Linked DNA regions of Homo sapiens: region 2 is linked to region 1. Evidence: chromatin contacts called from ENCODE Hi-C or POLR2A ChIA-PET data. All regions are on one chromosome and are shown on one strand. Each heading gives the region's core, a stretch centred on a gene start or an enhancer-like site at or near the end of the contact. The rest is flanking DNA. Distances are from core to core; before and after follow the strand shown. Region 1 holds the start of EDARADD (EDAR associated via death domain). Region 2 overlaps GPR137B (G protein-coupled receptor 137B).

Region 1 (5,150 bases), core at 1,245-3,744:
TGGGGAAGAATATCTAGACAATGTATTTATTTTCCGCATCCAATTGATAAAATGTTTAACAATCCCCACTTAAAAAAAAAAAAGGTAGATCTTTCTTTGAAGTTTCCAAGAAACGCCCCCAAACCCAGCCATCACAATGCCAACTTAGTTGTTGGGTGTAGTCTTCTGACCACCTGCAGACACACTGTCTCCTTTTGACTGCTGAAGCCACAATTTAAGGATGGAACATTCAAACTCGGCCCCTGCCCAAGCTCAAGAAATGAAATAGGAAACGCGTTTATCTAAACGGTTATATCAGGTTCTGTGTAACTCTCTTCAGTGTTTCCAACCTCAACAAAACCAAGTAAAGCCCCAGTGTACTCTGAGGGATAGATCATTCATTCGTGTGTTCAAGAAACACCCACGGATGTCACCGTCTAGGTTATAGGACAGCGGAGAGAGAGAACTCCAGGAAAGCGAGGTCTGGGACGGATTTTAGATTCACGTGAGAGAATAGAGAAAAATCTCCACTCCGACCTCGGGTACCAACACACAATATTTTAAAATAAAGACAGAACTAGAGGCCATTCTAATCACAGATGGGATCCCACAGGTGGGATCCGCCTCTCGATTCTGCGGATACTATCTGATGAAATAGCTCCGAGGGCCAATGTTTAGACAGACAAAACCATTTCATCAAAGTGCAATGGGAGAGAGGAAGAGGAGTAATGAGAAGGCATGTGAGCGGGGAGAAAGAAAAAGCCCGGGAGGCGAAAACGAAATCCACCCCCTTGCGCCCATTTCTGCCAGAGGTTTGCAGGACGTGTCTCAACCTGGCATCCCGAGTCCAGAACAAAAGCCACGGGGGCTGCGGCATGGGCAGGGGGAAGGCGCGCGGTGGCTGACGCGGGGCAGGGGCCCTGGCGAGCGCGGGAGGGGCGGTCAGCAGCCGCTCGCGGGGCTGGACTGGGAGCCCCGTGCGACTCCGGGTCTGGCGCCTGGGTCGGGGGTGGTTCCCGGGCCTCCCTCGGGGGTCGCCGAGGCCCGGCCTCGATAGCCCTGCGGCTGCTGCGAGCGCCTCCCGAGCTCCCGCCCCGCGGTGCTCGCTCCAGGAGCGGGCGCGGCGCTGTGTCCCTTTACCTGCGCGCAGAGGGTCGTCCGGTGAAGCCATGGCGGCGGGTTAGGGGCAAACGAGCGTCCGAGCGGGGCTGGCAGGCCTCCGGGGCGCGGGAGGACCGTGGGACCACGGGGATGAAAAGTCCTGCGGTTCCGACGCGCCTGGAGCAAACCGTGGCTCTGCGCGCCCCTGCCCTCCTCCGCCTTCCCCTCCCTTCTTCTTCTCCTCCTTCGCTTCTTCCACGAGCTCACTTCCTGCTTTGGCAATTAGCAAAGCCCCTTCGCTGCGCGTCCCTCGGTACCTCCCTCCAGAGGCGCGGGGCGGGAGCCGGGGTGCCGCGACCCGGGGCTGGGACGCAAGGCGGGGCCCCGAGTGTCCCGGGCGTCCCCAGCGCCCAGAGCGCGCGTCCTGCCCGGTACCCACGTCCCCCTGGGCGGGTCCTAGCGGGGGGCTGACACGACTGCCGCCCGGGACAGACTGCGAGCGAAGGACTGGCCTTAAGAAACGGCTGCAGTCGCGGGTCGCTTTCCTGGCTCCCTACTCACGCCCTCAGCTGAGACACCAGAACTCCCCTTACACAGGCCTGGGCTGAGATGCCCGCCGGCGATCTGATATTTAGACAAATTTCCTGATCTTTAAGCAGGCTCTGCCGCTGCATGATGGCACACGCTGGTACTTTCTATTTTGATTTTTCTTTGGCATTAGTTACTACATGACCTCCAGGGTGAGTGCTGCAGAAAAGGAGTGAACAGAAGTCGCCCAATACACACTCACAGCTTCTCTAGAAAAAACAGCTTCGGGTTCTCTCAGAAAAGATGGCTTCAAATATTTAAAATATTACGCTTAAGTGGGGTTTTATACCCATTACTTAAGTGAGAACACGTTGGAATTGGTTATGAAGAATATATTTAAGATTGCTACATTTTAACTAAAGCTATCATCCATCATAAGCCTATTATAGGAAGGCGACAGGCATTTTAAATTAAATAGGAATCTTTGAAGAGCTCTAAATAATCTTTCTCTGCCTTCACACATAAGAACAGAAAGATAAAAGTCGGGTCGAAAAAGATAATAATAGTATTTAGTGTATAATATATCCAAGAATTATCGTAAATAAGCAACCTCTGGCTAAAAACTCAGCTCTGAGAAATCCAGGAAGACAGCAAATGCCTACATACCCTCTTGGTGACCAGGAGCTTTAGTGCCTCTCCCCATCTGTTTAGTCGTCCTGAGGCCCATGGCGATGTTGAGTTTGGCTTCTTAATTCTCTGGAGTTTGCCATGGAAGAAGCAACAGATTGCGAGAAGATGCTCGCTGGTTGTCTGGCCAGAGTCAAACCTTCTAGATGAAAGCTCTCTGGGGAATTTGTAGGTGGGAGGATAAACTTCCTCTTGGTCTGCCTTCGGATAGGAAGGGAAATTTTTTTTAAGGGTATTTTATCTTAGAATCAATTTGGAGGTTTGGTTTGTGGTTCTTTCTGTACTTCTCATGGAGATGGAATTATTCTGACGTTGGCCGTCAGGAAACACTAGTTGAGTGAGCTTGTTAGCAGCCCAACCTCAAGCATTGCTATAAAGCTGGTTTGCTTTTTGAAACTCTGAAATGTAATTCATGTTTTTATCATTCCCATTCTGCATTATATCAAATAGAAGATGGTGGTATATTTTAAGGGTTTTTTTTTTTAAGGAAGATTGACTAGTTACGTAGTTATTACTCCCTTTCATTTTCATTTCCTCGTGCCTCCTTTCCTATGAATTGCAACGATCCCCATCATTACCTTTATTTTTCCCATGTGCTTTGCGAACTATAAAGTATGACGCAAATGGGTGCTATTGTTGTTTTGCACTTTACAAAAAAAGTAATTTAAAAATGATTCGCATTCACCAGAGTTCCCATACAATCAATTTGCTGTCACAATGTCCTTCAACTTTTATTTCTTTTGCTGTCCAAGAGTGTTTTAAACCACTATTGAAAATAGACATTTTTGGGCTGGGTGCAGTGGCTCACACCTGTAACCCCAGCACTTTGGGAGCCCAAGGCAGGTGGATTATTTGAGGTCAGGAGTTCGAGGCCAGCCTGGCCAATGTGATGAAACCCCACCGCTACTAAAAATACAAAAAACTTAGCTGGATTGGTGGCACATGCCTGTACTCCCAGCCACTCAGGAAGCTGAGGCAAAAGAATCGCTTGAACCTGGGAGGTGGAGGTTGCAGTAAGCTGAGATTGCACCACGGCACTCCAGCCTGGGCGACAGAGTGAGACTCTGTCTCAAAAAAAAAAAAAAAAAAAAAAGAAAGAAAGAAAGAAAAGAAAATGGACATTTTTAACATTTCCCGATAGTACCCAAACACTCAATCTCAGAGTCATGTGAAAAATTTCATATTTCCATAACTTCACTGCTCTTTGAGTGACCTCCAATTTTCCTTTTCCAATAAATGGAGATAGTGCATTTGGTAATCATGGAGTCAAATATGCTGGATTTCGCTGATGGACCTGTCACTCTAAGGTTGTGTTACATTAAGTAAGAAACCAAAACTGAGTCTGCAAGTGTCTGCAGGATTGTGAGAATTCACTGAAATAATGTTTATGTGAAAATACTGGCTGGGCATGGTGGCTCACACATGCAATTTCAGCACTTTCGGAGGCCAAGGTGGCAGGATTGCTTGAGGCAAGGAGTTCAAGACCAGCCTATGCAACATTTTGAGACCCAGTCTCTACAAAATAATTTAAATATTAGCTGGATCCCAGCACTTTGGGAGGCCAAGGTGGGTGGATCGCTTGAAGTCAGAAGTTCGAGATCAGACTGCCCAACATGGTGAAACCCCGTCTCTGCTTAAAATACAAAAATTAGCTGGGCGTGGTGACAGGCACCTGTAATCCCAGCTACTTGGGAGGCTGAGGCAGGAGAATCACTTGAATCCAGGAGGTGGAGGATCAGTGAGCTGAGATCATGCCACTGCACTCCAGCCTGGGTGACAGAGTGAGACTCCATCTCAAAATAAATAAATAAATAAATAAATACAAATACAAATACAAAAATTAGCCAGGTGTGGTGGCAGGCACCCAACTACTTGGGAGGCTGAGGCAGGAGAATCGCTTAAACCTGGGAGGCAGAGCTGCAGTGAGCTGAGATTGTGCCACTGCACTCCAGCCTGGGTGATAGAGCAAGACTCTGACAAAAAAAAAAAAAAATTAGCTGAGCATGGTGGTACATGCCTGTAGTCCCTGCTACTCTCGGAGGGTGAAGCACGAGGGTCACTTGAGCCAAGGAGTTACAGACCTCAGGGAGCTATGATCAGACCACACCACTGGGTGACAGAATGAGACCCTGTCTCCAGGCAAGCAAACAAACAAACCTAAACTAAGGCCTGTCATATAGTAGGTGCAAATAAACCAGCTACTTTCCTACCTTCATTCTTTCCTTGGAATTTAGTTTATTGAGAGAAGCTCCTATTGCCTTAGTTATAAGAAGTCAACCAATATTTATTACAGTGTTTGTACACAGCATGGAGCAATGGATTGATTGGTTTCATTCATTAATGCAATTTTAAAAATCTCACCCCCTCCCCATGAACAAAACAAAATTCCAAGCCCTGGGGAAATCCAAATGAGAAGTCCCTGACTGTTAGGAGTTTGTGGTCAAAAGAGATTTGCAAATACTGTTTTGCTATAGTACTGGAGAAATGAAAGTTTAAACCAGGAAAGATGTGTGTGTGGAAGGAGGCACTGAAGATGTATGGAAGCAAAGTGGCTTGGTCATGACCATCTCGGATTGACAGGGAAAGTTTCAGGCAAATTCCGAGGCTTTAACTCATGGGCACAAGGCTGCAGCCGTAAGTGTGGAAAGGACTGTTGGTCTCATGTCTTTTCACAAACAGATGACAATGATCAGAAATGTGCTGTTTTAAATGGGGGAAACAACAACTCAAAATATATTTTGTTTGATTCATCACAGAATACATGTTTTTGCTTATTTTATGCCATTTGAGGTAAGTGTTACAGTGAAATTTCTGCAATCTAAAAAGTTACATTATTGAACCACATGTGTCTTACT
Region 2 (5,150 bases), core at 1,726-4,225, 230 kb after region 1:
CTGAAATCCAGCAGGTCAGTCAAAGTTTAAAGCTCCAATATGATCTCCTTTGACTCCAAGTCTCACATCCAGGTCACAGTGATGCAAGAGGTGGGTTCCCATGGTCTTGGGCAGCTCCACCCCTGTGGCTTTGCAGGGTACAGCCTCTCTCCCGGCTGCTTTCACGGGCTGGTGTTGAGTGTCTGTGGCTTTTCCAGGAGCGCAGTGCAAGCTGTCGGTGGATATACCATTCTGAGGTCTGGAGGACAGTGGCCCTCTTCTCACAGCTCCGCTAGACAGTGCCCCAGTAGGGACTCTGTGTGGGGGCTCCGACCCCACATTTCCCTTCTGCACTGCCCTAGCAGAGCTTCTCCATGAGGGCCCCACCCCCACAGCAAACTTTTGCCTGGGCATCCAGGCATTTCCATACATCTTCTGGAATCTAGGCGGAGGTTCCCAAACCTCAGACCTTGACTTCTGTGCACCTGCAGGCTCAATAACACATGGAAGCTGCCAAGGCTTGGGGCTTCCACCCTCTGAAGCCACAGCCCGAGCTCTACGTTGGCCCCTTTCAGCCATGGCTGGAGCAGCTGGGACACAGGGCACGAAGTCCCTAGGCTGCACACAGCATGGGGACCCTGGGCCCAGCCCACAAAAGGGACTTAAGGCTTATGATGGGAAGGGCTGCCATGAAGGTCTCTGACATGGCCTGGGGACATTTTCCCCATGGACTTGGGGATTAACGTTAGGCTCTTTGCTACTTATACACATTTCTGTAGCGTGCTTGAATTTCTTCCCAGAAAATGGGTTTTTCCTTTCTATTGTATAGTCAGGCTGCAAATTTTCTGAATTTTTATGTTCTGTTTCCCTTTTAAAACTGAATGCCTTTAAGAGTACTGAAGTCACCTCTAAATGCTTTGCTGCTCAGAAATTTCTTCTGCCAGATACCCTAAATCATCTCTCTGAAGTTCAGTGTTCCACAAATCTCTAGGGCAAGGGTAAAATGCCACCAATCTCTTTGCTAAAACATAACCAGAGTCACCTTTGCTCCAGTTCCCAAAAAGTTCCTCATCTCTATCTGAGACCACCTCAGCCTGGATTTTATTGACCATATCACTATCAGCATTTTGGGCAAAGCCATTCAATAAGTCTCTAGAAAGTTCCAAACTTTCCCACATTTTCCTGTCTTCTTCTGAGCCCTCCAACTGTTGTAATCTCTGTCTGTTACCCAGTTCCAAAGTTGCTTCACATTTTTGGGTATCTTTTCAGCAACACCCCACTCCTGGTACTAATTTACTGTATTAGTCCATTTTCACACTGCTGATAAAGACATACCCGAGACTAGGAAGAAAAAGAGGTTTAATTGGACTTAACAATTCCACATGGCTGGGGAGGCCTCAGAGTCATGGCAGGAGGCAAAAGGCATTTCTTACATGGCGGCGGCAAGAGAAAAAAAATGAGGAGGAAGCAAAAGCAGAAACCCCTGATAAACCCATCAGATCTTGTGAGACTTATTCACCATCACAAGAATAGCATGGGAAAGACCAGCCCCCATGATTCAATTACCTCCCTGTGGGTCCCTCCCACAACACTTGGAAATTCTGGGAGATACAATTCAAGTTGAGATTTGCATGGGGATGCAGCCAAACCATAACAGGAGGTGTGAAAAGCGTGTGGAGATGTGGGAGGCGTGAGAAGGTGTGAGTGGGAGGCGTGAGGAGGTGTGAAGTGTGTGTGGAGGTGTGAGGAGATGTGATGTGTGGAGGTGTGAAAAGTGCATGGAGGCGTGGGAAGCATGAGGAGGTGTGAACCTGCATGTGGACTTAGGAGCAGTGAGGGAGGGGGTGAGGAGAGAAGGTGCTGCAGGAGCCCGGAGCTGGGGAGGGCAGCAGAAGGTCGGGCTGGGGTGTGGACCAGCCAGGAAGAGGCCGCTGTCCAGGGTAAGGGTGCGGAGAGCTTCGGGGGAGCATTGGCACAGCTGAAATGCAGACCTGTGCTGTGAGAGAGGTCCCTGGGATACAGAGCAGAGCAAAGGCTGCAGACCATGGGTTGACAGAGAAGGTGAAAATGAAGGCAAATCAGAGGCCCAACACAGATTCATGATGCCTGGGCCTGGAGGGCGTGGCGGGGAATTGGAGGGTGACCACTAAGAGGCACGGGGTTCCTTCTGGGATGGAAAAGGTCTACAGTGGACTGTGGGGTCACTGCGCAACTCTGAATGTGGTACACTTCGAGATGGGGACAGCACAGAAAATGTGAATTATACCTCAATAAAGCTGTTATTTAAAAAAAAACAAAAAGACAAAAAAAAAACTAAGAGTAGGGAGGAGGTCAAAGAGCAGTCCCCTCAGTGGTCAAGGCCTCAAAGACTGCAGGGGAGAGAGGCCCCGGGCAGGAGACAGTCAGGGTGTCCAGTGCGGCTGACAGGCTGGACCACTTCACCTTAAGCTGCCACAGGGCCTGGCCAAGGGCAGGCTCGACTGACGGGGAGGCTGGAGGGGGAACAGGCAGACCCTGGATGGCAGCAGGAGGAAGTGGGAGCAGTGAGTCAATTCAAGAGCATAAACTGCTTTCCAAAAGCGCATGTTTGTGAAATGCAAGAAAGAGGTTATTCAGGGGGTCCAGACCTTGTTTTTAAGATGGGGAGACCTGAGCATGCTTGTGGACAGACAGAAGGAGCCTGGGTCCCGAGAAGGGCAGACAGGGAGAGGCAGGAGGCAGGGAAGGGTGGAGGGCTGAGAAACTGAGGCAGCAAGGAGGGGTCTGAGGGAACATGGCAGGGACAGCCATGGGAGTGCCATCTGCCTAATGACAGGGACCCCGGGGAAGTGAGGTTGGGTTGGAGAGTCCCAGCTGCTTCTTGGGGAACCCGATCAGGAACTGAATGGTGGTAAATGAGCCCCACTTCCTTTCCCTCCCCTTCCTTGGGCTCCACACAGCCTATGAAAACACCGGGGTTTTTCAGGGCTTCCCCCGTTGTGGCAAGAAGGATGGGAGGACAGGGGAGGGGAGCAGAATCAGGCCTGAAGGAGAAAGAAGAAATTGCAGCAACTTTGATCAGAAACCCTGAAGTTTGTCATCTGGTGAAAATAAAGCATTTCTCCCTAATGGCAAATTCCTTTCGGTTTTAGCATCGTTTCTTCTGCTTTTGAAAGTCCCACCTAGAACCTCAGAACCTAGAATAGATCTGGGGATGACGCTGTGGGTGATGCTGGCTTTTTGACTTGTTGAAGGCTGAGCCACGGCTGGGAGATGTCCCCAGCTGGCCGCTGTCAGGCGCTGGGGAATGTTCGAGAGCCCTCATGGGCTTTCCGCACCACCCGCTCCCACAGTGGGCCAAGGCCTCCTCATCCCGGACCTGTGGGCGACTTGTGCCCCCTTGGTAACCCAGGCCTTCACCCCATCCTTTCGGATGACACAGGAAGGCCTAGAGCTCTGCATGTGACGTACTTGTTTCGACAGAAGCATAAAGGCCTTTGAGCAGCTGCTGGACTCTGCCCCCTGCCCTCATAAATCAGTCTGTTCACGCGTCACTGATTTGTTCCCACCCTTTGAACTCCCGCTTGCCTATTTTTTTTCTTTTCTTTTTTTTTTTCCTGCAACCTCTGCCTCCCAGGTTCAAGTGATTCTCCTGCCTCAGCCTCCCGAGTAGCTGGGATTACAAGCACCCGCCACCATGCCTGGCTCATTTTTGTATTTCTACAAATACAAAAAGAGACGGGGTTTCACAATGTTGATCAGGCTGGTCTTGAACTCCTGATCTCGTGATCCGCCTGCCTCGGCCTCCCAAAGTGCTGGGATTACAGGCATGAGCCACCCCGCCAAGCCTATTTTTTCAACTACTAACTCAAGTTGACATTTGCTGTCTTACAATCTTTCTGTTTGTTTGTTTGTTTTTAAGAGGCGGGGTCTTGCTGTCACCCAGGCTGGAGTGCAGTGGTGCCATCATAGCTCATTGCAGCCTCCATCTTCCTGGGCTCCAGGAATCCTCCTGCCTTAACTTCCTGAGTAGCTGAGACTATGTACAGGTGCAGCCCAAATGCCTGGCTAATTTGTCTTATTTTTTAGAGATGATGTCTCCCTACATTGCCCAGGCTGGTCTTGAACTCCTAGACTCAAGTGATCCTCCCATCTCGGCCTCCTGAGTAGCTGGGTTACAATCATTTTTACTAATGTCTTAGTGGTGTTTCTGGCAGAAATGTCCCCTGCTATTCTTTGTGGGTATGACAGTGTCTCCTGTGCAGTCAGCAGAACTCAACAGAAGTCACCTCTGATGTCCCTGGAGGCAGTGTCTCTGATGTACCAACAAAGCACTATGCTTCCAACCTGCGCTTGATTCAGAATCTCTGCAGCCATTTTACTTTATAAATCCTCTCCCCTAAGCCAGGACCCACATCTGGACACCCTAGTGTCTCCACTTCTGTGCCACCACTCTCTGGACACTTCATAATCCCCCTATCCTTAAAAGGGGGTGCATCCTGATCCTAGCTGCCTGTGGGCTGAGACTCCTGAGGAGACCCTCGCAGTAACTGAGGGGGACTGAAACTCTTAGTGCACCAAGCACAGACTCCTGACTAAAGAAACCAGTCTCTATCACACACGCTGGTTCAAAACGTATGTATGCAAATTCATCTGAAAATGTTACAAATGCATGGCAGGTTGAAACTTTATATTATAAAATAATTTATGTATATACAAAGAAATAACAGCAAATACTCATGCACCCAGCACTCCATCCTTAATACTTTGCCACGTTTGCTCCAGCTATGTTTTGTTTGTTTGTTTCTGAGACAGAGTTTCACTTTTGTTGCCTAGGCTGGAGCGCAGTGGTGCCATCTCGGCTCACTGCAACCTTGTCTCCCGGGTTCAAGCGATTCTCGTGCCTCAGCCTCCCGAGTAGCTGGGATTATAGGCACGTGCAACCACACCCGGCAAATCTTTGTATTTTTAGTAGAGACAGGGGTTTCACCATTTTGGCCAGGTTGGTCTTGAACTCCTGACCTCAGGTGATCCACCCACCTCAGCCTCTCAAAGTGTTGGGATTACAGGCATAAGCCACCATGCCCAGCCCCAGCTGTGGTTTAATAAATAAAAATGACACAGCTGGAGCTCCCAGCCTGCCCCCTCCTGGTGCCATTTGCTCCCAGGAAAGTAATCACTATCCTGAATTT

What was found. A loop is a pair of places that touch in the nucleus more often than their neighbours do. ChIA-PET counts read pairs that join two places held with the same protein, here RNA polymerase II (POLR2A). Pooled maps may share reads with other maps.
Region 2: a loop to region 1 is called in a pooled map, with 2.9 times the contacts of the local background. The contact joins the enhancer-like site here to the promoter of EDARADD in region 1. A Hi-C loop is called at or near these places in 2 of 37 single-sample maps with no recorded cell type and 2 of 50 pooled maps. POLR2A ChIA-PET finds 5 or more read pairs at or near these places in 3 of 52 experiments (Panc1, activated CD4-positive, alpha-beta T cell and activated T-cell).

What each region holds. Positions count from the first base shown.
Region 1 is chr1:236,391,630-236,396,779 of GRCh38, reverse strand. It overlaps EDARADD (EDAR associated via death domain), which reads right to left and starts at 2,494. Exons shown (of 6, transcript NM_145861.4): 1 at 2,275-2,494. The coding sequence starts at 2,335. RefSeq lists a silencer at 1,213-1,622 and an enhancer at 1,823-1,872.
Region 2 is chr1:236,158,041-236,163,190 of GRCh38, reverse strand. The region is part of intron 1 of GPR137B (G protein-coupled receptor 137B); the gene reads right to left. Among named protein-coding and RNA genes, the nearest start is that of GPR137B, 18 kb to the right of the region's middle. RefSeq lists enhancers at 2,866-2,915, 3,006-3,455, 3,556-3,605 and a silencer at 4,571-4,620. Within about 2 kb of position 2,975, at least 5 of the 41 ENCODE cell types and tissues checked have a DNase peak (open chromatin) inside an H3K27ac peak, as active enhancers do.